Linked DNA regions of Homo sapiens: region 1 is linked to region 2. A link is a loop called in an ENCODE intact Hi-C map of the cell type or tissue named here. Cell type or tissue: dorsolateral prefrontal cortex. All regions are shown on one strand. Links, peaks and the distances in the headings refer to the core of each region. The heading gives the core; the rest is flanking DNA.

What was found. A loop is a pair of places that touch in the nucleus more often than their neighbours do. Peaks named below come from ENCODE experiments on the same cell type or tissue, not always from the same donor. Only the 100,000 strongest peaks of a DNase experiment are listed, where the experiment ranks them.
Region 1: a loop joins it to region 2, with 2.6 times the contacts of the local background. A loop is called at or near these places in 9 of 110 quality-filtered maps.

What each region holds. Positions count from the first base shown.
Region 1 is chr18:13,295,327-13,311,064 of GRCh38, forward strand. The region is part of intron 2 of LDLRAD4 (low density lipoprotein receptor class A domain containing 4); the gene reads left to right. Among named protein-coding and RNA genes, the nearest start is that of C18orf15, 64 kb to the left of the region's middle. RefSeq lists a silencer at 6,984-7,169 and enhancers at 8,282-8,783, 8,784-9,283. In dorsolateral prefrontal cortex, for the core only: no CTCF peak of the experiment used is centred there; a DNase peak (open chromatin) is centred at 6,919; H3K4me3 peaks cover 732 bases; H3K27ac peaks cover 1,678 bases.
Region 2 is chr18:13,359,752-13,375,489 of GRCh38, forward strand. All of the region lies in intron 2 of LDLRAD4 (low density lipoprotein receptor class A domain containing 4), which reads left to right. Among named protein-coding and RNA genes, the nearest start is that of LDLRAD4-AS1, 60 kb to the right of the region's middle. RefSeq lists enhancers at 6,445-7,092, 15,367-15,738, 15,567-15,696. In dorsolateral prefrontal cortex, for the core only: no CTCF peak of the experiment used is centred there; DNase peaks (open chromatin) are centred at 5,210 and 7,000; H3K27ac peaks cover 1,016 bases.

The sequences.
Region 1 (15,738 bases), core at 3,104-11,103, 65 kb before region 2:
ATGTTGTAGGGTTTCTTCTGTAGAAGCATCCGCTGATCAGCTGCATGTGTGGGGTCATACTGTGCCCGAGCCCAGGGAATACCAGTGGCTCCTGTGTGTGGAAGCCTGGCGTGGGTGCAGGGCTTCTTCACCATCTCCCTGCAAAGTCAGCTGCATCGTGCATGTCACCTGGACTTACTAATAACATCAAACATATCTTCCCTATCCAGTGGCTTGTACACAAAGTTAAATCTGTAGAAGAAGCAGAATGTGTTTTAAAGAATCAACTGGCACCTTGAAATGTTAAGCATTGTATACTGACTGAGCTATGATGGTGGTAGTCTGGTGACTCCCAAGGGGGAAAAGTAACTTTGTGTGGTTTTTCAGGGAATACATATTCTTGAATACCTGCAAGAAATAGCATAGCTGCTGTGGCTTAAATATACATGCTCCTATGAGGCTATAAGCCTTCTCTAGTAGAAATAAACCATCATGTATATATTTTGATATGTGTGCTTTTAATGTTTGTACAAAAAGAATTGTATTTGGGGTTTTGTGTGTGAGACTGAGGACTGTGTGCTGAGGAAGGCAGAATTTGTAAAGTTGGAGCTTTGGGACTCCCAAGTACCCTGGAAGATCACTGGCTCCCCTCTCATACTGTGCAAAGAGAAGACCTGAGGCTGCGAGGCGGGGTGCCTTGCCCAGGACCCCACCGGCAGCCCAGGGTGGAGGCAGGAGCAGAACCAGCGCTCTTGCCTCTTCCGTCAAGGGCTCCTGCGCCTGGCGGGCATCTCTCGTGCATCCCTCCAGCGCGGTTTCACGAGTGCTGTGCCCAGAAGCCAGGAGGCATGACCTGTCATGTTAGAGCAGGAACAGAGTGCCGTAGATGACTTCTGCTTCGCAAGAGGCGACCGCCAAATCAGACCGGGCTGTGATTCTTCTGTATAAGCTTGTGAGATGTTTTAGGGTCCTCTGTCAGGATAGGCTGAGGTATATGAATCTGCTAGGGCTGTCCTAACAAAGTACCACAGACCGGGTGACTTAAATGACAGAAATGTATTTTCTGTCAGGTCTGGAGGCTCTAAATCCAAGATCAAGGTGCTGTCAGGGTTGGCTTCTGGTCAGGCCTGTCTTCCGGGCTCAGAGACTGCCACCATGTCCCTGGGTCCTCATGTGGCCTCTTCTCTGGGCACACATGAGGGGTCTTTTCCTTTTCCAGTAAGGACACCAGCCCCGTCAGATTAGGGACCCACCCTAGGACTTCTCTTAACCTTTTTTTTTTTTTTTTAAAGAACTCTTAGGCTCAAGCAATCCTCCTGCCTCAGCCTTTCAAAGTGCTGGGATTACAGGCGTGAGCCACAGAACCTGGCCATAAACAGCCTTTTATTATTTAATTTAAAGCATTTTAAAATAATAAAAACAAGAAAATTTAGCAACAAAGAAAAGAGCAGAAGCCATCCATTCTGCCACTATTTTCACACAACCACATTTTCCTTTGTGTGCATTTCTTTTCAGCCTTTAAAAATTGTTTTAAGACCTGCTTTCCACAAGGTCATGACCACACAGCTGTGTGAGGAGGCCGTGAGCTTTGAGGGCAGGCTGACCAGGGTGGGTTTCTGGAGCCACCATGGACTCGTTATGTGCCCTGGGCAGTCAGTTCACCTGTCTGCACCCAGGTTCTTTGTCTGTGTAGCGAGGGGATTCCTTCCCCGCCAGCGGGTTCTCGTGGGTTTGCGGGAGATGGTGTTCATGAGAGCGCCTGGCCTTTCATGGTGCACAGTTCACGACTTCCTCTTCTCACCTGGGTACTTGTTTTTTATTTTGCTTCGTGTTCTGAAAGGAAATCACTGCCCTCTTTGATAAGAGAAGGCCTCTGTCCCCGAGGATGTTCGCTGAGCAGGGATCAGAGCTAAGCCACTCTGGGTACTAAGGGGCCTCTGCATTTTGGAAGGGACTTTGCCACTGAGGCCCGAGGTGGGGATCATAGCACCGTTTGGTGTTTTCTGGCCAGTAGAGTCACATGGCCCTTTCTCTGTTGCTCTGTGGTGCACCTGTGGGTGCTGGGACCACTTAACCCTCATTACCTACCAGAGCTGCTGGCCAGCACAGGCACTTTCTGGAAGGGGAGCGCCTGTTCCAGTCATCAAAACACTGTCTCCTGAATCCAAAGTCATGATGTTGGTGCCCAAATTTAAAGTTTAATGTTGGGCCCAGTGCAGTGGCTCATGCCTGTAATCCCAGCACTTTGGGGGGCTGAGGTGGGAGGATGGCTTGAAGCCAGGTGTCCAAGACCAGCTTGGGTAACATAATGAGACCCTGTCTCTACAAAAAAGTTTTTAAAGAAATTAGCTGGGCATGGTGGCATGCACCTGTACTCCCAGCTACTTGGGAGGCCGAGACAGGAGGATCACTTCAGCCCAGGAGGTTGAGGCTGCAGTGAACTATAATCCCACCACTGCACTCCAGCTAGGGTGACAGAGTGAGACCGTCTCTAAAACAAAAAATAATAAGTCCAGTGTTGAAGTCCCTACCAGGCCCATCGGTGGTATCTAAGATGCTGGACAGGCCTTGCTTTGATGGTTCAGGTGCTAAGGCATGTGGCTGGGGCCAGGATTTGGACTGAAGCTGAAAGTGGAGGCTGGGCCCTCTCTTAGTTATAGGCGCTAACCAGGAAGATGCATGGGGCATGCAGCAGGCAGAGCCTGGGTAAGACATGGACATGGCCTGACATGGGGACACCCTAGGGGGACAGGCCTGCCACAGTGATGGGTAAGCCAGATGATTACTGAGAGGCAGCCTCCCTGCTGCTGTTGAGGGGCAGGGCTCTGGTTCCAGGGTGCAATGGTGCACAAGCTGGGGGTGGGGATCAGTGTTTAGAGACCTTGGAGATTCCTGGCATCTATCACTAGGAAGCCAGCATTATGGTCCTGGTAGGAATCCTGGGGCTGGAGGCCTGCCTGGAGCTTAAATGGAAATGCACAATGTTGGAGCTGCTCTGGGCACGGTGATGTTGCTGCTCCGGGCACGGTGATGGACCTGCTCTAGGCACAGTGGTGGAGCTGCTCTGGGCACAGTGATGGAGCTGCTGTGGGCATGGTGATGGAGCTGCTCCAGGTATGGTGATGGAGCTGCTCCGGGCACGGCAATTTTGCTGCTCTGGGCACGGTGATGGAGCTGCTCCGGGCACGGTGATGGAGCTGCTCTGGGCACGGTGATGGGAGCTGCTCTGGGCATGGTGATGGAGCTGCTCTGGGCACGGTGATGGAGCTGCTCTGGGCATGGTGATGTTGCTGCTTTGGGCATGGTGATGGAGCTGCTCTGGGCATGGTGATGGAGCTGCATTGTGCATGGTGATGGAGCTGCTGTGGGCATGGTGATGTTGCCGCTTTGGGCATGGTGATGGAGCTGCTCTGGGCACAGCTCCTTGGGGGTCACTTGATGCGGACAGGACGTGCTGCGGGGCCACTGGCCTGTGGCAGTCTGGTTGAAGTCCATCCTGCCTGAACTTGGGATTGCTCTGAGACATCCGTGGGCCTTGCCACACTCTGGGAAAGCAGGCATCCATACGTCATGCGTAGTCTGACCATGTGGGCTTGTCCAAAATTACTCCATTCTTGAAATTCTGGGGGAGCATCCACAGGCTGCCTTCATCACTGCCTCTGACATTCTAAAAGGGAGTGCTTAACTTAGAGTCATGATTTTACGTAGTATGTAGGCATTTAAGGGACATTTGTATTATAACAAAAAAAGGAAGAGGTGTTGATGTCCTTGGAAAAGTGACTATCATTTCTATAAATTCCTGCCCAGTTAGTGTGAGATCGGAGCACCCTTCCCTGCCAGGGGCTTGCTTACACTGTGCTGGATGGTGGACGGGGTGACTGTAGCTCAATGCTGGCGAGACCCTCTTTCTGAAATAGACACATTTTAGCAAACGTAGTGGAGTTTCTCAAGCATATAGTGTGCCTGTTTGATATCTTAAAGCAAAAGCATTTAAAAATCTTTGTTTAGCGGTTTGGTTTTGAACATGTGCCCTTTCCTGGTCTCATCACAAGGTGGGTAGCATCTATCCTCTGCCTTACACCTCCCCACCTTAGAGGAAGAAAAGCCTGAGCAGCTGGCTGCAGGGGCCAGACACCTATGGAACTGGGACAAGAGCACTCGTGAGCCCTGAGTTTGAGACTAAAGCCCTCTGTGACACAGCCTTTTATTTTTAGTGGGAAGACCAGGCTGGTGTGACACTTAAAAGTGAATTTCAGGACTGGGTGTGGCAACTCACACCTGTAATTCTAGCATTTTGGGAGGTCGAGGCAGGAGGATCACTTGAGCTCAGGAGTTTGAGACCAGCCTGGACAACACAGCAAGACCCCATCTATAAAAAAATAGAAATTTAGTCAGGTATAGTGGTGCACAGCTGTAATCCAAGCTACTCAGGAGGCTGAAGCAGGAGGACCACTTGAGCCTGGGAGGTTGAGGCTGCAGTGAGCTATGATCATGCCACTTACCCTCCAGCCTGGGCGATAGAGCAAGACCCTGTCTCTTAAAAAAAAAAGGTAAATTTCAGGAAGCAGATTTGTGACTTCTACATGGCTGCTGGTGGTGACGTCTGCATTGGTGGTGGTGGGTGTTTTAGGGTCCTCATGTCTGGAGGATATTTTTCCCCACACTGAAGGCAGCCCACCTGTGTTCCCCTGGTGCCTGCACACATCAGCCTCTCATGGCTCAGTTGCTGGCTTTGTGTGAACACAGAGACAATGTGTTTGATTTGGGAACAGCTGGTCACAGCCCATGTGGCTCTGCCCCATGCTTCACACATCTTGGTTCCTGCAAATTCCATGCCCCAGCCTGGCTTCCGGTTCCTGCTTGTCTCTGGAGAGCCGTGGTTCCAGGGCCAGCAGGTGCCTCCTTACAGTTGGAGTCTGTCCAGGCACAGCAGAGAGCCAGGCCCGCAGAGGGGGCCGGCAGCCTCTTCCCACTCTCCTGCCCACCCCGCGCCTGTGCTCTGCCTCAGCCACAAGGCCACCTCACCAGGCAGAACAGATGGCAGTGGTGAGGGCTGGAGCCCTCTGCAGGGCCTGGGAACTAGAGGGCAGGTTCTGTTCTGATGGCCTTTTTTCCCAAGGACATGACATTCGCGGGGTCAGCCATGACTGCTGCCCCAAGGGAGGCCTGCAATAAGGCACCCGGTGCCAGCATGGAGCCCCATTGTCCTCACTCTTCCTCCTGGGCCTGTCCCGGTAGAGATACCCGGAACCCTCTCCTTCTCCTGGCTTATTTCGGGGTGGGTGTGTGAGAATTGGCTGTGAGATGAGTGACAGCAGGATGAAGGAATTTGGCATCTTTAGTTCATCTTTATATGATCAGCCCCTGCACCCAAGAATTTCTTGGTGGCGTTCACACTAAGAAGTGTCAGAGTGGGCAGAGGGAATGCATTGGGTTGTATTTCAGTGAGGGGTCTAGGCTGCTGAGGATTTCTCTCTGGAGGCCTCCATCTGGTCTTGCATTTCTGAGGCTGAACAGACACCTCTCATGATCAGAGATGGGGTGTGGGAAGGAAGGAAGGGTGGTGAACTGGGAGCCGGCAGCGCGTCCCAGCGCTGAACCCGTGGCACCTGGCTGCTTGGCTGTGAGGGCTGATCTTCCAGTGCCCGAGTCCCCGCTGTGAGCGCCCTGAGGAGCATGTGTGTCTCCGCACTATGCCCTCAGCGGCCGCTGGAGTGGGGCTCGTGTGTGCCCTGCAGCTGAAGGGGAAGGAGGCCGAACTGGCCGGGGTGTCCGTGGTTGGGGGGGTACAGGTGTTGGGAGTGGGAAGCATTTCCAGCCAGTGAGTTTAGGGATGCTGCCTACTCGGTCCTATCTTGGAGAGCCTCAGTGTACCTTTAGCGTGCTGGAGACGCCAGTGGTCCTTCTGTACAGAAAACCTCAGTGTTATTTAACCCAGAATGTCCTAAATGTATGCGAACCCAGAACACTCTTTCCCCACAACTCCAGTCAGCGCAGAGTAACCTGTGCTGGACCAGATGAGCTTGAAGGAGACTTCCCGCTGGACCATTCTCGAACTTGAGAGTGGAGTAGAGGGTGCTGTTGCATATTTAGAGGGTGATAGGGTGACAGAAGGCTGGGGCTTGGGGCGAGGGGGGTGGGGAAGATTCTCTTAACAGAGCTCTGGCTCTGCATTCTAAAATTAAGTCCTGTGGGTCACGTCTGCACCCACAGTGCCAGCAGGAACCGTAGGGGTGGCCTCATCTCTTCAGCTGAACTTGCACGTGCAGAGACGGAAGCTCACCTTGTCCCCAGGAGCCAAGGGTGGTGGCACAAAACGACCACGTTTCTGTCATGCTCATGCACTCTTTCCTGTCCCTCTCCTTAATGGATTGTAAGTTTCTTGAAGCAAGATTCTTTCTGTGTGAATTTTGTGACCCTCACTAGGCCCCATTGCCCATCGTGCACCTCCTGTGGAGTAAGTGATGGATGGCCTAAAGAAACCATAGGGACCAGGCGTCCTCTGTCCCCTTCCTTTCTCTGCAGGGTCTGAGGTGGGCGTCATTGGGCAGACAGGCAGGAGAGCTCCTGGGAGGTTTTATGGGTTTGATGGCAGGGGAGGGACCAGCCCCGCTGGGCAGCCCTCTCCTGACCGCCTACCAAGTGCTGTCTTACCCTGCCCCAACCCTCAGTTTCCCTCCACTCTCTCCCCCTCCCAGATACGTACATATAAATGTGATGATGTTTAGAAGCTGAAGCATTTGAATAAATCAGATGCTTTGCCCAACCCTGGGATAAAGGCTGTAGTTATTTTAACAACAACAACAACACAGACCCTGCAGTCTTCAGCTATTTCTGGATGTGGACTGGTAATTAGCATGCCACTTGTAATTCACTGCTGTCGCCGGCTGTTTGTTTCCTTGTTTCCAACGCAGCCCAGTTTGGGAGACTGGGTTTATTTCATTTGGAAATGTGATTCAGTGGAGACCTCTAAAATGCCATCACAAGATTAGTGGTTTTCTGTAGCCAGAGTTTGCCAAACCTGGCGTTTGAAGCTCGATGATTAGTTTTCAGCAGCTCTGTGCAGGGGAGTAACAGCTTGCTGCGATGGTATTTCACTTCAGAGAAAACTGTTAAAAGCAACTGCTTCAAGAAGCACTGGCACTACCTGGGGAATGGGATACTTGAGGGGGACAGATTTGGGGATAGGTTAAAGGAAACTCACAGGGCTTTGCTGTTTCAGCCTCAGAGACCTTTTACATTTTCAGTTAAATACTTACTGATGTGCATGGAGGCCAAATGCAGATGAGTGTCCTGCATGAAATTTATTCTGCCCCAAGTGGAAGGGGAATGTATGCCCTGGTGAGAAGGTTCCTGGAGGCCAGAACGCCTTGCTAGCTCTGCAACTACAGAGGGAAAGGAGGAAAACATGCACTGCTGTTACACGCAGTTATGGTACATGCAGTTGTTATGTTTATGCAGTTATGGTACATGCAGTTACTGTTACATGCTGTTATGTTACATGCAGTTGTGTTACATGCAGTCATGTTTATGCAGTTTTGTTATATGGAGTTATGTTACGTGCAGTTATGTTACATGCAGTGCAGTTATGTTACATGCAGTTACTGTTATATGCAGATTTGGAGCCCGACCTGCTGCTGACTGTAAAATGAGAACTTGGCCATGGTCCAAGAGGAAAGCTTTTGGTTCCTGCTTTTTAGAAAGATTTATTGGGGGTAGGCTTTAATGAATAGACAGATTCTTTAGACTTCTCCAGTGGCCTGGGGCTGTCTGCCCTGGGCACTCAGCTGACCTCAGAGCTGCCCACAGGGAAGGCACCGGAGGGCAGGAGTGCACCCCTGCAGGGCACATGCTGGACAGCAGCCATGTGGTGCCTAGACCCCGGCCCAGATGTCTCGTCAGATCCGTTGAGGGGGAAATAGGTTAACTTTGTCTTCTGAAGACAATTTTTTTTCCCTAGAGGCAGGGTCTCACTCTGATGCCCAGGCTGAAGTGCAGTGGTACGATCATAGCTCACTGCAGCCTCAGCTCCTGGGTTCCAGCAATCTTTCCTCCTCAGCCTCCTGAGTAGCTAGGACTACAGGTGCATGCCACCATGCCAGCTAGTTTTTTTTGTCTTTCTTCCTTTCTCTCGCTCTTTCTCTCTCTCTCCCCGTTTCCTTCCCTGCCCTCCTTCTCTCCTTTTCTCCTTCCTTCTTTCCTTTCTTGTAGAGAGGGGCTCTCGTTATGTTGCCTGGGCTGGTCTCAAACTCCTGGGCTCAAGCAGTCCTTTTGCCTTGGCCTCCCAAAGCCCTAGGATTACAGGTGCGAGCTACTGCTCCTGTCCGAGACTTTCCTTTTGATGAAAGAAAAAGGGAGTTATTTTCTACATGAGCTAAATCTTTTAAATGAATCCCCCTCCTCCTCACTCCCCAAGAAAAAGAGAAAGGAAGATGAAAAACCCCCAAAATAGAACAGAACCCTCTTAGGAATGGGAAGCCCATGCATCTTTCTGGGGACCTCTTGTTGAAGGCATTAGCTAGATAAGCACCAGGTTCTCCTAGTAAGAGGGCTAAGGAGATCCTAGCTGCTCCATAAGATGTGATGAAAAGAAGGAATGAGCTTCAGTTGTACAAAGGCCCACGAGTCATCTGCAAACTATGGCCTGAAGTGTTGGTAGACAGTGCAGTTGTCACCAGGAAGTCATTTCTGGAATTTTTCAGGCAAAGCAAGCACCTGGAAGGATTTGAGTAGAGTCCTGCACCGCCAGGGGTGGATCCAGGGTCCTGGGGTCTGGTCCCCCCGGGAGGCAGCCCTGCTGCTGCAGTCCTGGACTCCAGTGCACAGGCTCCCAGGCCAGGACCTGGGCGGCTTCCCGGCTTCCACACTCAGGGCTCATCTTGGTGGATGTTGCACAGGAGTTGGACCTTAGATATTCCTAGAGGTCTCCACCTCTCAGCATCTCTGGCTGAAAGGTGGTTCCTCTGTAGAATGTTGTGACTGTATGGTGTGGGCAGCGTGGGGAAGGGGAGGAGGAGGAGTTAGTTTTTCAAAGAAGATTTCCTGAGCTCACAGTTGGTTGGTACTCACATGTTGAAGAGTGCAGAGATGGGAGATGGCCCTCTTGGTGCTAGTGTCAGGTCTGTATCTCTGTGTTGGGCCTGGCTTGGTCAGAATGGTCTCGTGCAGCAGGGATGACTTCAGGGAGTCCCCAGCATGCTGTCGCAGCACAGGCTGTGGGGCAGGCCACCTGGAAGCTGCTGGGGAGGGCTGGGAAGGTGGTTCTTTCAGACTCCCCTGAGGAATGAGGCCAGGCAGCCACTGCCCTGTATACACCGACACACGCTTCAATCCTTGTCATGGCAACATCAGCCCTTTTGAGTTTAACCTGCTGCAGGTTTGGGCAATGGGCCCCATTTGTTTTGGTTTCAAATTATGATATTCAAGAATAATTTCCATTTTATGAAACTCCTTGTCATGGACACAGACCTGAAGATGGGAGACTGCTAAACCTGGTCCTGCTGTGGGGGTGTAGGAGGGATCCCTAGGGATGGGGACAGGGAAGATGACACAGCAGACGGAAGGAGTGTGAGGAAGGCAGACTCAGCCTGCATGCGTCAGCCTGCTGACGGAGGGCGTGTTTATCATTTCACAGTTGAAAAACTGAAAAACTTAGTTGACTCTTGTACAACATGGGTTGAAACTGTGTGGGCCTACTTGTATACAGATTTTTTTCAATAAATATATTGGAAATTTTTGGAGATTTTCAAATATTTGAATAAACTTGCATATGAATCTCGTAGCCTAGAAATATTGAAAAAAATTAAGACAAAGTTAGGCATGTCATGAATGCATAAAATATATGTAGATACTAGTCTATTTTGTCATTTTTATTACTGTAAAATATATGCGTACCTGTTATAAAAAGTTAAATCTTATCAAAACTTATGCACACACTTACATATATACATGGTACCATTTGCAGTCGAGAAATGTAACGCAAACACAAAGATGTAGTATTAAATCATAACTGCATAAAATTAACTGTAGTCCATTGCTATACTACTGTAATAATTTTGTAGCCACATCTGGTTGCTATTGTGGTCAGCTCAAGTTTTTTCAGTATCCACTTAAGACACTATGTGATCCTTATCATCTCCGCATGAGCAGTTCTTCTCAACAGTAAATTTCATGTCACAGTGAAAAGGAATCTCTTGAGGTTCTTGCATATTTTCACTGTATTTCCTGCAATACCATAAGCCTCGAAGAGCAACATGGGACCCAAACCCATAGGAAGTACCCCTAGTGATGCTGGAAGTGCTCCCAAGAAGCAGAGAAAAGTCATGACATTGCAAGAAGAAGTTGAATTGCTCGATTTGTGCTGTAGATTGAGGTTGGCAGCTGTGGTTACCTTTTGCCATTTCAAGATAAATGAAACCAGCATAAGAACCACTGGAAAAAAGAAAAGGAAATTTGTGAAGCCGTCACTGCAGCTATATGCCAACAGGCACAAAAACTTTGCACTTTTTGCAAAATACCTTTGTATCTTGTATTGAAAATGCAGCTTTTATATGGTAGAAGGATGGCTATTAGAAAGCTCACCTATAGACTCTAATAAGATTTGAGAAAAAGCAAAGTCGTTATATGACAAAGCAAAAGAAATGCAAAGGATCTAAAGATGGAGAATTCAGTGCCAGCAAGGGATGGTTTGATAATTTTAGAAAGAGATTTGGCTTAAAAAAAAGTCAAGATAATAGGAGAAGCAGCAGTTGAGTTCCCAGATACCATTAAGAAAATCATTGAGGAGAAAGAATATCTGCCTCTATAGGTTTATAAATGCAGATGAAAGTGGTCTATTCTGGAAAAAAAAGCTACAAAGGACATTTATTAGTAAGGAAGAGAAGCAGCATGGATAGGCTAACTCTTATCATTTTGTGCAAATGCAGTTGGGTTTATGAACAGGACGGCCCCTGAGCCTTGAAGGAAAAAGGTGAACACCAGCTGCCAGTCTTTTGATTGTAGAACAAGAAGGCCTGGACAGTGAGAACTCTTTTCCTGGATTAGTTCCATCAGTGTTTTGTCCCTGAAGTCAGGAAGTACGTTGCCAGTAAGAGACTGCCTTTTAAACTTCTTTCAATACTGGACAGTGCCCCTGGCCACCCAGAACCCCATGAGTTCAACACTGAAGGCTGAAGACTGAAATGGTCTATTTGCCCTCAAATAAGACATCTCATATCAGCCTCTAGATCAGGGTCTCAAAAGGACCTTTAAGGCTCATTACACACGGCGTTCTATGGAAAGGATAATAACGCTGTGAAGGAGAACCCTGATAGAGAGAAGGTCAGGAAAATCTGAAAGGATTTCACCATTGAAGGTGCCACTGTTGTAACAGAAAAAACTGTGAGAGCTATCAAACCCGAAACAATAAATTCCTGCTGCAGAAAACTCTGTCCAGATGTTGTGCATGACTTCATGGGATTTGCAACAGAGCCAACCAAGGAAATCATGAAAGAGACTGTGGCTATGGCAAAAAAAATAAAAAGGTGCGCCAGGGGAGAGGGGGAAGGAAGGATTTCAAGATATGGATCTTGGAGAAATTCAAGAGCTAGTAGACACCACACCAGAGGAATTAACACAGGACGACTTAATGGAGATAAGTACTTCCAAACCAGGGCCAGGTGATGGGAAAAAAACATAGAAGAAGCAGTGCCAGAAAATAAATTGACATTAGACAGTCTGGCAGAAGGGTTCCAGTTATTCAGACTGCTTTTGACTTCTTTTATGACATGAATCCGTCTATGAAGTGGGCACTGAAACTAAACAAACAGGGGAAGAAGAATTGGTGCTGTTTAGAAACACTTAGATAAATGAAAAAGCAAAAAAGGCAGATGGAAATTGCAGTGTGTTTTGTGAAGTTACACCAAGTGTGCGTGCCTTTCCTGTCCCGGTTCCCACCTCCTTCATCGCTTCTGTCTCTGCCCCGCCTGAGACAGCATGGCCAACCCTGACTCTCCCTCCTCCCCTCAGCGTACTCAATGTGAAGATAACGAGAATGAAGAACTTTATGATGGTTCACTTCCACTTACTGAATACTAAATATATTTTCTCTTTCTTATGATTTTCTTTTTTTAATTAAAAAAAAATTTTTTAAGAGACAGGGTCTTGCAGTGTTGCCCAGGCTGAGTGCAGTGGTGCCATCTTGGCACCCTGCAGCCTTGACCTGTCAGGTTCAAGTGATCCTCCCACCTCAACCTCCCAGGTAGCTGGGACCACAGGGCATGTCACCACTCCTGACTAATTTTTACATTTATTTTGAGGAGAAGGGGGTCTCACTATGTTGCCCAAGCTGGTCTCAAACTCCTGGCCTCAAGTGATCCTCCCCCTTCAGCCTCCCAAAGTGTTGGGATTACAGGCATGAGCTGCCATGCCTGGCCCCTAATTTTTTAAATAACATTTTCTTTTCTGTAGTATACTGTATTATAAGAATACTGTAAGTATATGCATAATACATATAACATTGAAAATGTGTGTTAATTGGCAGTTTATATTATCCGTAATGGTCAACAATAGGCCATTAGTAGTTACATTTTTGGGAGTCAAAAGCTATACTTGGATTTTTGACCGTGGAGCGGGCTGGCATCCCTAACCTCTATTTAAGGGCAACTATCAGATGGTTCAGAAATAAAATCAATTATCAAAGGCATTCATTCATGCCTGCTGCTGTCCACTCTGTCCCTGCCTTGTCTCTGCAGTCGTGTTTCTTATATATCCTTCTAGAATTTCTGTATGCATTTATAAACAACTTTAAAAACAAATTAGCCACCTCCACCCTTCATCAAGCCCATTTTCCTGTACCATGCTTTCGACACTCAATGTGCCTTACAGATCCTTCCACGTCCGCACACAGAAAGCTTCCCTTTTTTCTTGTCCCACCCGCCGCCCCACACCTCTCCTCTGCCTTTGTTTACAGCCATCTGGTGTCCCATTTAATAGACATGCCAGTTTACATAACCAGTCCTCTATTGATGAACCTTTGACTTAATTCCAAATTTTGCTATTATAGACAAAGTACAATGAATAATATATTTTATTTCTCTTAATTTCAATTCTCAAACATGCACGTGTACCTTTAGGATGAATTTCTGCAATTGGATGTGCCAAGGCCAGAGCGTGTGCATTTGTGGCTTTGGTTGACATCACCAAGTCGCCCTTCCTGGGGCCTGTGCTGGTGTACTCTGAGGCGCGATTGTGTGAAAGGTGGGCGAAGGTGCCTGTTCGACCACATCCTCACTGGTAGACTGGGTCACCACAGTTTTGGAAAGGTGAGAAATGGTATCTAAACATAGTTTGAATTTGCATTTCTTTTACTGGAAGGGAGGCTGCGCGTGTTTCACATCAGAGCCATGTGTGTTTGTGGTTGTTGAACTTTCTCTCTTGGATTGCTAGGAGTGCTTTATGTATTAGGGAAGCAGACTTCCCTAATGCGTGATAACGCATGCAGATACTGTTTCCAAGTTTTTGTTATTTGTCTTTTAAATTTGTTTTTGCATTTGTCTTTTCACTTTGATTTTTGCCAGGCTGGAGTTTTGATGTTTATGTGGTCATAGGTGTGAATATTTTCTTTTGTGGCTTCTGGATTTTGAGACACAGTGGCTATAGAACCACTGTAGCCAAAAGTTATGTTTGCTTTTGGTTTCATATACTTTGCTTTGGTCCTGTCTTCTTGACTTTATTTAAAATAGTAAGATATTCTTACTACATTTTTCCATTGCCCATAGCTGGAAGGAGATTGTAATTATCACCAAAGATGAAAAACTAAGGCATGTTCTCAGCAGAGGCAGATTAGACTTTAAGTTAGAGGCTTGTCCTTGGTGCAGAGGCCTGTGAGCGACCCGGCCCCACTTGCCCTGCACACCATGGCGTGGATTGTGGGCAGTCACAGGGAAGACCTCTGGCTTTGCTGGGAGCTGGGGTACGGTTCTTAGAGTGCCATTCTAGAGTGGCTTCGCGTACTGGTAATGAACGCCCATCAAGTGGCCTTGGGAATTCATGAGCCGGATGATGATGACTTCGCCGGTGAAAAGCAAATCCCAAATAGGTTGTTTTCTGTGCATTCCAGTCCCAATTTCTCTTCCAAGTAATTATTAGATGTGCCAAGCCTGTTACGTTTATTACTTACAGAATTGTTTTTGTCTGTGTGAGTTTACTGAGGACTTAGGGGTTGGTATGTGAGGAGGGGAGCCCCCCTTCTCCTGTGGGCACTCTAGCACTCTTAATAATCAGTATTAAACATGTTGAAGGCCATAAAGGAAATAACCTTCTCTTAAAAACAAGTTAGAGTCAGTCATAAAACTGTTTGCCTAGACCTTGATCACTTAAAATAAGATCTTAGATGTGATGTGTCTTTGTGGAGTATTTCCTGTGGCTCGGGAGGTGTGCATGAGAGTGGGGTCTGAGGGACAGTGAGGGGTGAAGGAAAGGTGGGAGAGAGGGCCTTCAGTGACTGTACCAAAGACTCACAGACACTGGGTGTCTTGGTGATGGGTGCACATAGCCCTTCTTTTGTGACTGAAGCTGTGTGGCCTTCATCCCACAGGGTCTGCCCTCTCCAGATAATTCTGTCACTGAACTTCAAACTGTCAATGGAACGATAGCGCAGTCTCTTAACAATGCTTCAGGACAGATAATAGAGCTGTGCGGGCAGCCTCGGTGACAGTGTTGGGAATCTGCAGAATGGCTTTGTCCACTTCTTTCCTTTCAGAGGAGACATTGAACCTCGGCATGGTGTCTCACGCCAGGAATCCCAGCATGTTGGGAGGCTGAGGTTGGGGGATCGGATTGCTTGAGGCTAGGAGCTTGAGGTCAGCCTGCGCAACATAGTGAGACCCCTGTCTCTACCAAAAAAAAAAAAAAAAATTAGCCGGGTGTGGTGGTGTACACCTGTTGTCCTAGACACTTAGGAGGCTGAGGTGGGAGGATCACTTGAGGCAGGAGGTCGATGCTGAAGTGAGCTATGATCATGGCACCACTGCCCTCCTCCAGCCTGGGTGACAGAGTGAGACTCTGTCTCTTAAAAAAAAAAAAGGGAGATATTGGTGGGCCTGCAAGGACATGCAGTTGGATAGAATTAGGACCATGTGTAGCATGGTGATAGACGTTGTGGTTGAAAAGGAAAAAAGACAGTCCTTGCCCTAGAGGTTTTGCGGTATAATCTAATCAGAGAGGCCAGCAGCATGGGTGTGGAAGAACCAGGAAAGCCAGAGCAGGGCTTTGTGGATGCTGCTGGGGGTATGGAGCAGGCAGTGACAGCTGCCTGGACCCCTACCCGCCCCTTCACCTCCTCTTCCTCCCTCAGTCTTGACCTTAGCTCCTTCCCAGGAACCTGAGGGTTCTGAGTCACTCACTGTTTGCATCTGGAATAACAGCTTCCAGGTGGGTTTTGAGCATCAGTTTGGTTGTGTGCTTTGTCATGTTTTGGCTTATCTCATTTACTGTAGATCATCTGAGATTAAATCCATAAATTAATGTATTTATTTTTCCTTATTCTTATATTTTACTTGAGAAATTTTGCAGAGTCAGACTTTTGCTAAGGAGATGATTTGACATGTTGGAAAGATGCAGATTCTGGATCCAGAGAGACGTAAGTTCAATCCCTGTTACATCCGCTAGCATTTCTGTAGCCTTAGGTATATTACATAACTCACAGAGTCTCAGCTCCCTCCTCTGTAAAATGCAGAAAGTGATACCTCCCTCAAAGGGCAGATAAAGGATAAGGGCAAA
Region 2 (15,738 bases), core at 3,205-11,204:
GTGATCAGAAAGATTGCCCCTAAGAATCCAGCTTTCTGGTGACATCTAGATTGAGCACTTCTTGATACAGGCCAACCGCAGCATTGCAGAGGGTTCTGATGCCTCCAACCTGCTTTGCCCTCAGATGACGCTGTTCTTGGCTTATGTGTTTCAAAGATTCCCTTCCAGCCAACAGGCATGGCTAAGGCACAATTGGACATTGATTAGCTTTGTTTCTAGCAATCTTTGGCTTTTGAAATCAATGTGACTGAGGTGTTTTCAACTTCAGATGGAGCACAGAGACTGTGAGCTGTAGGTGGGCCACAGAATGGAAAGATGAGAAACTTCAAGCTGTGGCAAACCTTGGAGAACAGTGAGTCTCCTGAGCGAGGGGCAGGCTTGGCCACATGGAATCTCCACCAAGCTGGCCTTGCTTGGGACCCAGGCTTCTGACCTTCCTGCAGGTCATTTCCTCTCATCATTGGAGGGAAAAAACATCACATCTCGGAGCCACTTTGGAAACAGGTTTATTTTAGTTTCAGACCAATAATAAAATATCCTGTAGAGATTCCCTTCTCAGAAAAGTGCTGTTTGCCCTCAGGGAGGTTGTAGTCAAACTGGGAGTGCAGTGAGATGAATCCAAGTGAGGAGATGTGTGGTATTACAGCGCAGCCAGCGAGGATAAAGCAGCGCTCACCTGCCATGATCCTGGCTAGTTTTCACTCTCAGTGCTGTTGTGCATTTTGCCTGGTGGCAGATATCAACACTAAAAAAAGTATGACAAAAGATTCCTGGATTTTTAGGTCAATGGAATTTCCAGGTCATCAATAATAACCATGGATAGTCTTGAAAAGAGCATAAGTAGACATGATCTGGATTTTCCAATTTCTGCCTTCAAACGTACTGGCCATTTACATTTATTTGAAAAGATAAGTTGATGTAAGAGAAAATCTCTGGTATCATTTTTCAAAAGGCAGGCAAGGCCACTGAGATGCAGGGCAATTGGCCACCCTCTTAAACAAGGCTTCTCCCTGGTGTGGAAACTGAGTGAAGGAGAGGCATGGTATGTACCACTTTGACGCTATGCAAGTAAGAGGTGACATGAAGATGAAAATTCCTGGACCCTGGGAGAATTTCTGGTATTTTTCTGTCCCTTTTCTCCCCACTGATTTCTTTTTTCTCCAGAGGAGGAGGCAGATGAGTGGGAACTGAGTATAAAAACTCCACCACACTTTGCATTCAGAATTCAGAATAGTCTTTAAGGTTTGCACCAAATATTTGGGTATTGCATGTGCATTGTGATGTCAGCTTGTTGTGGGAGGGAATGGGGTCAGTAGCACACGTGACATCTGTGCAGAGCCCATCACTCATCAGGAAGACCGTCAGCAGGGGTCCCCTCCCGTTTTGACTCAAAATACACTTCTACAAGCTCCGCCTCCTGGGTTCACGCCATTCTCCCACCTCAGCCTCCCGAGTAGCTGGGACTACAGGCGCCCACACTCGGCTAATTTTTTGTTTTTGTATTTTTAGTGGAGATGGGGTTTCACCTTGTTAGCCAGGATGGTCTCAATCTCCTGACCTCGTGATCCACCCACCTTGTTTCCTGTCATTTTAACATACATAATATACCAACATTTCTGGTGGTGATTTTTAGTAAGGGATGTTGGATTGGAAGAAGGGTATATATCTTTCCTTATACTATAAGCATTCTGAGTACTTCTTGTTGCACCTCGCTTTGTTTGGTGGTTCCAGGCCCTCAGTACAGTTCTCCAGAAGGGATAGCCAATTTCACCATGGCCTTAAGCCAGATTTCTGTTGTCCCATCTGCTGGAAGATGAGGATGTTCTCTTCCTGGGCCTCTTCATGCTAGTTCTTTCATTGGCAGGAGTGCGTGTTGTCTTGTAGGGGTTCTGGATGACATCACTGCTGCCCACACCCATGCAGGTGTTAGGGCTGGAGGTGAGGCCGTGCTGACAGCTGAGAAGGGACAGTTGCAACAGTTTGTAGGATGAGAAATAATGAGTTGCATGTTTTCCATGAGGGGCCTCTCCATCCTAGCATGATGTCAGCTGCATTCTTGGTAGGGTCTGCCCCCAGCCAGCCAGAGCAGGCTCATGGTAGAGCGACGCATGACTGCTTGGATCTGTTTGCAATGGGGTTTGACACAGAAGGCAAGTCTTGACTGCATGAAGGTTTAATAGGAGCGTACTTGACATAGGAGGCGAGTTTTGACTGTATGAAGGTTTAATAGGAGCGTACTTGACATAGGAGGCGAATTTTGAGTGTATGAAGGTTTGATAGGAGCGTACACTTGTGATTGTCACCCATCGAGGTCTGTGGGCAAAGGCACACATTTGGAAGGTAACACAAGCAGAGGCGTGAGCGAGAGGAGAGAGGCCGTCTTTTAGATTTGTCATTGTGCCTTTGTCTCATACACTGACTGTTCTGTTGAAGCTGGTTGTGGGTTGTACGAGTTTGTGTAGGACCGTTGGATGGCTATTCTAGTCTGATAGTCTGTCAGTGTGGACTGAAACCTCTCTCAGTTTATCAGCATGGGAGTGAAATTCGTGCTTTCCTATGATTGTGCCAGCTGACTGTTCCAGTGACCTTATCATTCAGTCTTTTGCAGTCCAAATAGACCTTGTAAATGGAGTTTTGGAATATGTCTCTACACGCCATAGATGGAGGGAACTCACAGAGGAGACCAAGGTATGATGTGCAGCAGCCATTTAGGAGTCAGAGCCCACTAGGGGCAGTCGGATTCCAAAACCTCCGTGCCAGCAGGGCAGCCATGCGGCCTTCAGATTGCAGTCTCCATGCTTTAGCTATGCATCTAGACATTTCTAGCTGGACCTTAATAGAAATATGAACACATCTTAGAAGGCAAATTGAATAAAACAAGTGGAAAATTTAAAAGGTAAATGTAGCAGAAAACAGTGTGATAGATTAATGGTATGGAAACCAATTTAATAGAAATGAGAAGGGGAAGACAAAGATGATAAACGTTAAGTTATTCTTGAGTAAGAGTTAGTCTTTGGGTTGTGGGCAGGAAGGATCCTTCTGACTCTATGAAAATTACCCAAGAGGGAAGTGGATTGCTGGATATGAGCTTGTTGGGTACTTTTATGCCTATAGAGAAGAGCTAAATTAGAAAACTTTTTTTTTTTTCTTTGCTTGAGATATGAGAGCCCAACTCACCTTTGGGGAAAAATGGAACATATTTCTAACCAGTTCTGTGCTCTGTCGTTAGTTATCAGGTTAGTCATAAAAATGCCAACCGGCAGCAAAGGCTGGAGAACACTAAGAATGGAGAAGGGGGACCAGGCGTGGTGGCTCACGCCTGTAATCCCAGCACTTTGGGAAGCAGAGGCGGGCGGATCACGAGGTCAGCAGATTGAGACCATCCTGGCTACCACGGTGAAACCCCGTGTCTGCTAAAAATACAAAAAAAATTAGCCAGGCGTGGTGGTGGGTGCCTGTAGTCCCAGCTACGTGGGAGGCTGAGGCAGGAGAATGGCGTGAACCTGGGAAGTGGAGCTTGCAGTGAGCCGAGATCGCGCCACTGCACTCCAACCTGGGCGACAGAGCAAGACTCCGTCTCAAAAAAAAAAAAAAAAAAAAAAAAGAATGGAGAAGGAGGTGGTTAGGTGGGCAGGCTTCATGTTGTTTCCCTTAACGAAGGTCTTCAGGCTGCGCCGGGGAAAGGGAGAGTGGAAATTCAAACAGATTTCTCAAGTGTGCAAGGGTGTGTTTTAATTATTCCAGTGCCAAAAAGAGCTTTGTCTAAACAAAGCCAAACCTGTTATGCATCGTGTCAGAGGAGCCTAGGAGTCAGCTTTGAGGACAGTTTTGCATTTTTAACTATCACATTGTCTTTGGATTGGTGTTGGCTTATGACCTTGGCTTTCAGGGACTGTTTTGACAGCTGACAATGATGATGCTAGTTCTCATTTCCATGATAAAATATGTAGTGTCAGGAGGAGTAATGTAATAAAAATAAAAATAAAATAAATATTGGTTGTGGTCTCACAGATAGCTTGAGTCTTTATAATTATAATCAGTCTCATTTTTAAAGATGTGAAACATTTTAATTGGCAAATTAACAGCACTAGAGTACTCTTTTGGTGGAACTGTAATGCAGCACCACGCTTGGCTTTTTCAGTGCTTGTCAGGTTCAAAAGTCTCTAAATAATGCCATGTACTATGCTTGTTTCTTGTGGCATCTCTGCTAGACCTGATCTTGTGAGCAGGCTTTAAAGTAGTAAACATAAATTTTAAAAGTTTGGTCTGAAGTATACTGAGGCCATAGAAATGTTCTGTTCTAAAGAATAAATATAATTAGCATAAAACAAGTTTTAATATATATTAAGTGAAAATATCATATCATAGTATCTGTAACATGATACCGTTTTTGGCAAAAGATATATATGCAGAATCATCTGCTCTGAAGGAGACATGCCAAGCTACTAACATTGGTTAACTTTGGTCATGGGGTTACGAGTATTAATGTTTTAATTTACTTATCTGTATTTTCCATTTTTTTCCCACAGTGAACATCATTGCCATTATTGCTTTTTAAGAAAAATGTTCTATAATGACATGTATTATTTGATTTTTTTTTAAAAGAGACAAGGTCTTGCTCTGTCACCCAGGCTGAAGTGCGGTGGTGTGGTCATAGCTCACTGCATCCTCAAACTCCTGGGCTCAAGCGATCCTCCTGCCTCAGCCTCCCGAGTAGCTGGGACTAACAGCATGTGCCACCACACCTGGCTTATTTCTTAAAAATTTTTTTGTGAAGACAGGATCTCACTGTGTTGTCTAGGCTGGTCTTGAACTCCTGTCCTCAAGTGATCCTCCCACTTCAGCCTCTTAAATAGCTGGGATTACAGGTGCGAGCTGCCACACCCAGCTCTATTATTTGATTTTTTTGTGTATGGAGGGGCCATGTCATGCAAGTAGCAAATAAATTTGAAAATCCTCAGTGGACGCACTTTGTTCTGTATTTCCTGCATACCTGAGGCTGGCGATGCTGTGAGTGGTATTATACTCATGTGTGCAGAAGTCTTTCAGTAGTTCCTCATGGAGGAAAGGAAGCAGCCAGCCTAAGCAGGCAGGAAAGGTTCAGCTCAGCGCTCAGTGCAGTTCCACTCGTGTGTTTGAAGTGTGCAAAGTGTGATGGGGGCAAAGAGCACAGGATAGTGTCCTTGTCTGTAAGCAACTTACAGGCTAGTTAGGGAGACAAGACACACCATGAAAGCAGCTAGTGAGCGATGCAGGTGCTGCTGAGTTGTGCAGTACAAGTAACTAAAGCAGCTGCTCAGGCCGTGATGCAGACAGTGGGAGTGATGGAGGGAGACAGGGAAAGGTGAACGTAGCTAGGAGTCATCAGAAATGCGTTTGCATTGCTTTGTTTATTCTTTCCCCTGGAGAGAAGGAGCAGATGCCTGTCCTTGGAAGGAGCTCCTGTATGGCTACACCGTCCGTGCTTCCAGCATTAATCTTTTGCTTTTTACCTTGAGAGCTGGTTCCATGAGAGTCTCTAAAATAGAAAGCTCCGTTAACTAAGTCTGGGTGCTGTCTTCTCGCAGAGATGCTGGGAAAACTTGGCTTCCCTCATGTGTATTCATTAATGCCACCTGAGGATGAACCAAGACAGCTGAGTCTAGCACAAAGTCAGGCTGTTGTGGAAGTGATAATTGTCAATATTTGTAGTGCGCTGTGAGAGTGGTGAAATCCGTTATAAAGAACGTTTTCCACCTTTCGTGCATAAGAAAAATGGATAGTGTCACTTAGAAGACAGCCTGTGCATGTGAATCCCCTCCATGACGGTGTCCTTTTCTGCCAACACACAGTTCTCACACAGCATCTTGCTGTGGGCAAATGTCCTAAGGCTAAATTGACCTGATGCTGAAATGTACTTCCTGTAAAAGCCCATTCGAAGGATGTGATTTCACTCAAGGCACTGCCTGTCTCAAAGTCACCAGGATTCCCTAGCTGAGTTTTATGTATTATTTATTTTGACCACAAGGATACACTGATTATTTGACTGATTGATTGATTTGAAACAGAGTCTCACCCTGTTGCCCAGGCTGGAGTGCAATGGCACGATCTTGGCTCACTGCAACCTCCGCCTCCCAGGTTCAAGTGATTCTCCTGCCTCAGCCTCCTGAGTAGCTGGGATTACAGGCGCCCGTCATCACACCTGGCTAATTTTTTGTATCTTTAGTAGAGAAGGGGTTTCACCATGTTGGCTAGGCTGGTCTCCAACTCCTGACCTCATGATCCGCCCATCTCGGCCTCCCAAAGTGCTGGGATTACAGCGTGAGCCAGCACGCCCGGCCCTTATTTTATTTTTTTTAAAGAGACAGGGTCTCATTCTTTCGCCCAGGCTGGAGGGCAGTGGCACAATCATACCTCATTGCAGACTCGACCTCCTGGGCTCAAATGATCCTGCTGCCTTGGCCTCCCAAAGCCCTGGGATTACAAGTGTGAGCCACCACACCTTGTCCGATTATTTGAAATGCAAAGTAAATGTCTGTGTCTGTAAATCCTGAGCTCACAGGAAATTATGTGTTGATCTCACAATGAATGAGTATTCAGGAAGAGACCCTGGTTGCTTCTCAGCAGGTAGAGAGGATAATCCCGGGCATGGTTTCCTCCTGGTATTGTTTCCCCAAAGACCACTAACAGGATGACTCTCAGGTTCTTCTCTCTGGAAGAACCAGGCTTGCCAGATGCTCAGCTAAATTTAAATACTGGATCTTTTGAAGATCAGTATTTCTCTGCCCTGAATTGACCACTGTGGGAGATATACTCTTGGAGATCAGGGTCTGGAATGTATTGATTTGATACTGAAACTTCAGCAGAAAAAAATCCTTCTGAATAAATATGAAGGTTGTTTCATCTTTATCATCTGGATTCTGTCTTTGGTCTGATCCCTCTCAAAACAGTTACTGTTTCTGTGAAGTCATTCGGGGGTGGAGGGTGTTAGCTGCTGCAGTCACATCCAATGGCTGGGTTCTTCAGCACCCACCACGGGCCAGTGGCTTCTCTCCAGCACCGCAGTGATGGGTGCTGACGGTTCATGAGGCTGCCCTTTCAGTCTTGCGTGGTTCTTAATTATTAAAGAACAAAGACACATTGGCGTGTTTCTTGTCAGTGCGTTGAAGCCTGTCTTCCCATATTTCTTGCTCGCTGGTCCTCATTCTGATCCTTGTGGTCAAAATAAATAAATACATAAAACTAGGGAATCCTGGTGACTTCTGGACAGGCAGTGCTTTGAATGAAATCACATCCACCAAATGGGCTTTTTACAGGAAGTACGTTTCAGCATCAGGTCAGTTTACTCTTAGGACATTTGCCCACAGCGAGATGCAAACTGGGTGTCACACAGAACAGTCCTGTTGCTGTCCACAGGGAAGTCCTGTGGCTGTGGGAAGGAGGTTTTGCAATCCCCTCCAGCCCCACTCCGTTACAACCAGTGGAGGTGGAACTTGGAATCTTTGAAATAAACTCCTCAGATGATTTTGGTTCACACAGAGTCAGAACCGCTGTGGCAGCGTGAGGGAGTTTTGTCAGGTGGTGTGATTGGCAGGTGGGGCAGAGGGGCCTGGGAGATGAGGTCCCGCTGTGCAGAACACACGGGGACTGGCAGGCAGGAAAGGGGGCGAGGGGGTCTCAGGCATTGAACTGCGTGGGGCACTCCATGGGGCAGAAAAGAGCCTGGCAGGTTTTGGAGGTGCACTGTATGCTCAGGAAGGATTCAGTGCACACCAGGCAGCTTCCGTCCAGGCGGAGAGCCAGGGCCCGGGTGCTGCAGCAAGGCGGCTGTGGCAGTGCCAAGCGAGTGGACAGAGGGTCTGCAGGCCACTCAGTGGCTGAGAGGGTGGGCAAGCAGCTGCAGGGCCAGGTAGCCCCATCTGCTGTCAAGGAGTGTGCCGAGAGGGGACAGCCGGGCACGGGGGCACACGTTGTCAAGGGATATACCGAGAGGAGACAGCCGAGCCCGGGGGGCATGCACTGTCAAGGTGTTTGCTGAGAGGGGACAGCGGGGCCTGGGGGCACGTGCTTTCAGGGGATGTACTGAGAGAGAGGGGACAGTGGGGTGTGGGGGTGTGCTATCAAGGGGTGTATCGAGAGGGGACGACTGGGCATGGGGGCGTGTGCCTGTGGTCACAGCTACTCAGGAGGCTGAGGCAGGAGTTTTGCTTGAGCCTGAGAAGTCGAGGCTGCAGTGAGCCATGACGGCACCACTGCAGTCCTGCCCAGGTGACAGAGTGAGACCTGAGACCCTGTCTCATAAAATAAAATAAGGAACAGATGTGGGAGGAAGGGTCTGTTTTTGGCTTCTTAGACCTGGGTATATCTGGGGGTGGTGCGAGTGAGCCTTTCTAGGAGGCAGCTAGCAGATAAAGGTGTGGAGCCCAGGGGATGCTTCCTGCACCAGGCGACAGGTTTGGTGGCATTGGCGCACGGTTGGCGTGGAAGCCAAGTTTCTAGAGGGAGCCGACAAGAAGCTGAGTGTGGGACTTTGGGGGATGAGCTAAGGAGGAAGAAGGAACAAGAGAGGAAGAACAGAAGAGTCGGGGGCCCTGCAGAGAACGGGGGCCTGGGTGTCTGAAGAGCAGGCGTGGGCTCAGCACTGTGGGCATGTGAGGTGTGCACTGCCCCGGCCTGTCTCAGGGATGCCTGCTTTCTGTGTAGGGAGCTGCAGTTATGCACAGCCTTGCCTACACCAGAACTTCATATTTAAAGTGAACACATACTAAAATCATAGGCATAAAGCAGCTTTCCCACCGAAAGCAACTCTGATTTTATCCATCCATTACTCTACCTGTCCATCTCCCCTGGGGGTGAGCCTGCTGTGTGTCGGATGCCCTTCCAGGGACTCACAGAGTGCCTCCTGCACCTGCGTCATTGAGATTTCTCCAGTCACTTTTATGTGGGTTTGGGGGACCAGGTTGTTTGGGAGCATCTTCAGTTTTGGAGGATGCTCATGGCCAAAGGCTCACCTGAACTTTGTGTAGGCTGTTTGATGACTAGCTTAATTTGCACTCTTCCTGAATTCCTTCTTCCATACACTTTGGCACTCTGATAGGTTTCAAGTCCCATCTTTGTTACCTGGGGACACTGGAGAGTGGAGAGGCCCAGGGCCATGGGGAAGGTGGCAGGAGCCCTGGCCTTCATGGACTCAGCGGTCCTGGCCTCAAGCTATTCTCCCGCCTTGGTCTCCCAAAGTGCTGGGATTACAGGTGTGAGCCACCGTGCCAGGCCAAGCCATGATCTTTTTTGCCAGAGCCAGCTCAGTCATTGTCCGTGTGTGTCAGCGGTGAGCTGGACGTCAGGCTATAGAAGGAATGTGGAAGCTGACTATGGGAACTGGCTATGGGAGGACCGTGTGCTTTTACCCCAGGCTGAGGCCGGGCTCACAGGCAGGGGACGTGGGAACTGATCATAGCGACCACTTACTCACCTTCTTAGGGTGATCTGGTCATTTTTCAGTTAGTAAGTGTTTATAGAGCACCTGTATTTGGTGCTGGAGGTGTAGGAATGAAACGCATTTTCTGCCCTCTAGTTGCTGTCCAACCTGGTGGAGACAGAAAAGGGAAAAATATGCGCAGGTGTCAGGCGCTCTGTAAGAGGGCATGCGTGTGGGGAGCCTGGGGGCCTGTTGGCCTCAGTGGGCTGTTGGGTGGGCGGCCATGGTCTTGGTGAGAAAGTTGCTGGCAGGGGCACTGTGGGCGTCTGCTGGTGTACTCAGGATGGCCAGAGCATGGCACGGGGTCTCCAGTTGGGGTGGAGGGAGATGAGAGTGGAAGGGAGGCAGTGTTCGGACCGTGAGAAGACACAGGTGCCCCGGAGTGTACACTGCATCTGAAGTGCACTGGGGAGCCTTTGAAGAGTTCTAAGCAGAGAAGTGATCTGAGCAGATGTGTGTTTTGAGAGCCGCCCCTGCACTGCAGCACCTTGGATAAATGCTCTGATTCCCTCTGAGTAAATATTGAGAGTGAACTTCATGCTCTTTAGATAAATATCCTTTCCTTGGTGTCTTTTCTTCTGATGCCAGGCGTCTGGTAATAAACTCCACGTGGGCTTACGCACACAGATACAGATGCCTCCTCCCATGCCTTCTGTTTCCTCTCAAATCAGAGGCAACTGGAAGGGTAATTCAGCCCCGCCCTGCAGCCTGACCACGCCTGCCACCCAGGAGCGAGCCGTGGCTTGGAACTGTGGGGGATTCTGGGAGGTTTTGCGCTCTTGCCACTAGAATGCGTCTCCATTAGCATGGAATAGTCAATGCATGGACATTTTTAATCCTCAGCCAACGCACTAATTAAATTCCTGGTTGCAGGTGGCCTGCCACACAGGGAGCTGTGTCCATAGCAAAGTATTTTCCAGGAAGAAGTGGGTTTCATATCAGGACTGTGAGTCACAGTGCAAAATACATGCGCCAGCACACATTCATACACCACTGCACAGAAGTTTCTGGAGAAGAACTTGCCCTCACCTTCTGAGATGTATTTGTTCTTACTCCTGCATTTGCTTCATAGACCACTAATGGGTTGCAATCCGAAGTTTGGAAAGCATTGTCTTATAGGAACATGGAGTCCAGGGTCCGGAGGTGGGGCTTGTGGTCTCTGTTGCTGTGCTGGATGGACACCGAGGGGAACAGGCTGAGGATGGACCTGTGGAACCACATCTTAAAGACGTTATTTAAATCTAATTTTCAGTTTGCCTTTATTGATTTGAGCTGACTGTGTTGATGCCCCTAGTGACTCTGGTGGGTACCTGCTCTGTGTCAGGGACTCTACAGCGGCACCATATAGTTTAATAAGGAGATGGCACCCTTTCCGTTTCTTGCTGTGCGGAAGTGGCCCAGAGAAACCGCGGGAAATGCTCCATGGAGACTGCCATTTTCTGTGACATTGGGCCTTATGCTGCCTTTAGATGTAGGCAGTGTCTCTTTCATGGTTTTTTGTTTTGTTTTTTTTTTTTTTTGAGATGGATTCTTGCTTTGTCTCTTAGACTGGAGTGCAGTGGTGGGATCTTGGCTCACTGAAACCTCCGCCTCCTGGGTTCAAGCGATTCTCCTGCCTCAGCCTCTGGAGTAACTGGGACTACAGGCGCGCACCACCACACCCAGCTAATTTTTATATTTTTAGTAGAAACGGGGTTTCACCATATTGACCAGACTGATCTCAAACTCCTGACCTCATGATCTCCCTGCTTCGGCCTCCCAAAGTGCTGGGTTTATAGGCATGAGCCACCACACCCGGCCCCCTTCATGTTTCTCAATTCCTACCTTTTCTCACCGGAAAACATTGCCAGAATTTTCAGACTAAGCTGTGGCTCCTGGCGGACTCTGTTCTGAGAACCCGGGTGCCGGTGGGCAATGCGCCCACCAATGCGGTGGGAGGCTGAGGGAAGACTCTCCTTTCTGGCACAGGTGGCTGTGGGACTGCTGTGCTCCTCTCACACCCAGGCTCCAGGAGGAGCAGCCACACAGAGGCTGAGATGGGGGGGCCAGGGCTGGGAAATGCTGTGGGTGTGGGCTGACTGCTGCCATCACCTCTAAGAATGGGGGGCTGCCCCAGGAAGCCCAGTGTTCCATGCCCTGCTGCTGCTGGAGCCCACCTCACAAATGTTAAGCCCTTGCCGCCGCGTTGCTGTGAACCGTTGTACTCCCTAGCATAAACCCTGTGAGTGCACTGGTGCACTGTCCACTAGGGAGGCTGAGTACATCAGAACCCACAGTTGGCCGGGCGCAGTGGCTCAAACCTGTAATCCCAGCACTTTGGGAGGCCGAAGCGGGTGGATCACTTGAGGTCAGGAGACCAGCCTGGCCAACATGATGAAACCCCATCTCCCTTAAAAATACAAAAAAATTAGCCGGGCATGGTGGTGTACACCTGTAATCCCAGTGACTTGGGAGGCTGAGGCAGGAGAATCGCCTGAACCCGAGAGGCGGAGGTTGCAGTGAGCCGAGATCACACCACCACACTCCAGCCTGGGCAACAGAGTGAGACTCTGTCTCAAAAGAGAGAGAGAGAGAAAGAGAGAGAGAAAGAGAAAAAGAGAACCCACAGTCAAGGAACTGCTGAATTTAGCAACAAACATCTTTTTACTAATTCATGTCTTTATTTATGAAGGAAGTTTCATTATAGGATTCCTTAAATAGCAAGAGTTTCTGTATCACATTTAGAACAGCATTAGGTTTACCCTGCTTTTACTGTGCTCTGGACCCAGCCCTTGAGTGTCTAGAGACACTCAAGCCATGGTTTCTACTTACATGGGACGGTGAGTTAAAGTTGATGATATTTAAGAGCAGTTTTAATTCCTGAATGCCATAATTCTGCTCAAATGTAAAAGGTTAGTTTACCATATATTTCATCACACTTGATCTATTGTCGAATTCACCAAGCACTGCCGTGTGCCCTTGCCAGGCATGCCATCAGAAAGGCCGGTCCCTGCCCTCAGGAAGTGCTGGCAGCCACACCCCTGTGCACCTGTTCTTCGCAGGGCAGACCTGGAGGTTGTTCCTCTCTACCACAGTTGCCTTGGGGGTACACGTAAAGGTGGTGTAGTTTTTTTCCTGGTTAGCCTTACTTTTACCTACCTTTTGAGAGGAAGAGAGGATTTGCTCGTCAGCAGTATCTTTTGCTGAACACTAAGCTAAATTCTAAGGGAAAATGCAAATAAAAACACCTTGCCCTTGAACTATTAGAAGAAATGAAAGAGACAAGATGAATGCAAGAAAAATACAGAGAACAAAACAGCACACAACAAGCAATTATTTATGTTAATTGGTGGCAGCTGTACAGAGCTGGGATGGGCGTGCTGGGAATGCTAGGCCGTCTGGGTGTCCTGGAGGTTCCTCCAGGGTGACTGAGAAACTGAAATGAGGCCAGCTCTGCAGGGTTTTTCCCCTCCCTTCCCTGAAGCTGTGGAATGGAAGTTGAATAAGACATTGCACTGAAGATGAGGAGGGTATGGTCCGGTACTCAGCACTTCATGTTCATGCTCCATGTCCTGGGCAGGGCTTGTCTGTGTTAATAAAGTTTTATTGGCATGTAGCCACACCATGTGTTTGTGTGTTGTCTGTTGGGGCTGCGTCCCTGTCTTCTCGGCAGAGCAGAGGAGCAGGGGCCGAGGCGGCATGGCCTGTGCAGAACCGTTCACCATCTGGGCCTTTGTGGGAAGCTTGCTGTCTGGGCTCCAGTTGCGTCTTCATGTAAACTCAAAGTAAACACATGTACACAATAAATATCAACAACGGATTTTCTGGCTAGGGTCTCGCAGACTAACAGATTTCAGTGGAGCTGGGTGTAAGCACATCTCTGTATTTATTCCCAATTATTTTTATCATTTTTAATGGAACTCTTAACAGCTCACACTCCTTTGGCATCCTCTACCACAACTGTTTAATGTGTGTGTGTGTGTGTGTGTGTCTTTTGAGCAAAGGCAGAAATCCCTTGTTTTGATTTCCTTTTCTCATCGCAGCAGTTGTAGCGCTCTGGCTTTATACGCTTTGAGAACCTAAAAAGCAACTGGGTCTCAACACCAACTCATGGCCTTTTTTTAAGTTTGTGTATGACATTATACACATATGTATAAATATATGTGTATTTTTGCTTCAGTGGAATGAAAATGTGCGTCACAGACTGTATGTTCAATGTTTTCTTTAGCTGCTCACAGTTATAGGATTGTGCAGAAACGCTTAGCTATCTTTGTTGCTTGTGTGCTGACTAATGAAATAATTGATTTTTCCTCTTTTGCATTTTTAGAATCAGAAGATTATTTTTTCAAGTAAGCTTATACTATAATTCAATGATTGATGGTTGAGATCTTTGCTCATATTTTCATTTTCAGAGATTAATATATGCATTTTGAAGGAGACAGTGTATTTAGTAAAACAAACTGAAATAGCTCCCCTTTTATATTTAAGCAAAATGGATAGAAAATCAGTAACTTGCTTTTGAATAGTACCTGGCAGTTTATGTGGTATTTTGCAGTTCAGTGTAGAAATAAATGCTACTTTTTTGTGACACAGCACACTTTTAGCTGAAACGTGGAGTATACTTTTACCTTGTACATTTTCATTTAGACTGGATTTTAAAGCTACCTTAGTTATTTTTTATAATAAATTCCAGAGTTTTCCAAAATTCTCTCATTTCTTTTAAAATGACACGTGTACAGTTCCATTCTTCTTTGATAATATGTCTACATTTATAAATATTTTCTAAATATTTCACATATTTCCACCATGCAAACGTGTGGAAATGTGTGAAATATTTAGAAAAAATGTGTACGTTTGATCCTCAACCACGTGGAATTTGCTTTTACCTTTTAGAGAAATCACACTTGGAGGTGATGTCATGTGTCCCTGATAATTACACGTAAATGTTGGCTGTTTTGTTACCTTCTGACCCACATAGGTCGTCTCTTGGGATAGCACAGGTAGCAGAGGATGCTGCAGAGGCCAGAGCCCTCCCAGCCCTGACCCCACACAGGCTCCTATGGAGGCCGGAGCCCTCTCAGCCCTGACCCCACACAGTCTCCTGTGGAGGCCAGAGCTGGGTCATGGACTGCAGGCTGCCGATGGGAGCAAGCTCTCATGCAGGAGTGGCTGTCTGTCCATTGTTGGTCTGTGGAGAAGGTTCTAGAGCCAAAGAACCTGGAGTCTAGAATCTCACTAATTAGATGTGGTCCCCAGCAGCATCAGCATCCCCTGGGAGCTGGTTGGAAATGCAGCCTCTTGGGCCCTGCCCCGGACCTGCTGAACCGAATCTGCAGTCACCACATCCCCGGAATTTGCAGGCACCTTAATCTCAGGAAGCTCTGGTCTGGATCTTCGCTTTCCCAGAACAGCCGTGCATCAGAATCACCTTTGGAGCTGATGAGACACTGCAGAGTCCTGCCCCAGCCCCGACAGATAGTGATTCAATTGGTCTGGGGTGATTCTGCCACCCAGCCAGGAGTGGGACCCGTGCTCTGAAATGGTCATCCCTGTTGGCTGAGGGGCGATTGAGAAGGCCAGCACCTGCTAGGTGTGTGTCTGGAAGTCTGCAGCAGCTTCAATTACACAGCCCAGCTGCTGGGAGCCTCATCTTTAGGACTCTATCCCCAAGTGGACATCTTATTCCTAAAGAGCACCCCAGGCCCTGGACCTGTGTGTAGGTGCCGTCTGCAGCCCCATGACGGGGATGGAGATTTGCAGGCGTCTAGCCACCCAGCCTCCACTCCCTTCCCTTCCTGTTCCCATGGAAACAGATTGCGGGAACACTGGGCATGGTGCTATCTTTACCCGGTTTTTGGCGATCTGAGGTCTGTTTCCATGGGAACTAGAAGGGAAGGGGACGGTAGTGGAGCAGCTAGACTGCTTTTAGATTTTGATGGCAGCCTCTGTGCTCACTGTAAAACCTGCTTTGCCCAAGTTTACCTCTAGGCCAGGGGTCCGTGCAGCTCTGAATGCAGCCAGGACTCATCTGGAGGAGAGGCCGGTGGAAAAGGAGGAGAAAAGGAGGAGGTCTGAAAATATCCTTGAAAATGCCAGTCATTCCCTTTTCCTCCAGGAAGCCATTTTTAGGTGTTGGTATAAGTTATTTAAATGCCATCTTTAGTTATTATTTCTTGTATGGTTTTATTGAACATAATAACATGTTTTTATTCAAAGGAAGTGAGGAGATGAGTCATTTCGATAGGAGTGATGTCTCCGACGTGGGGAATCCCTGTGGCTCGGCAGTGCGAGTGAGTCACAGC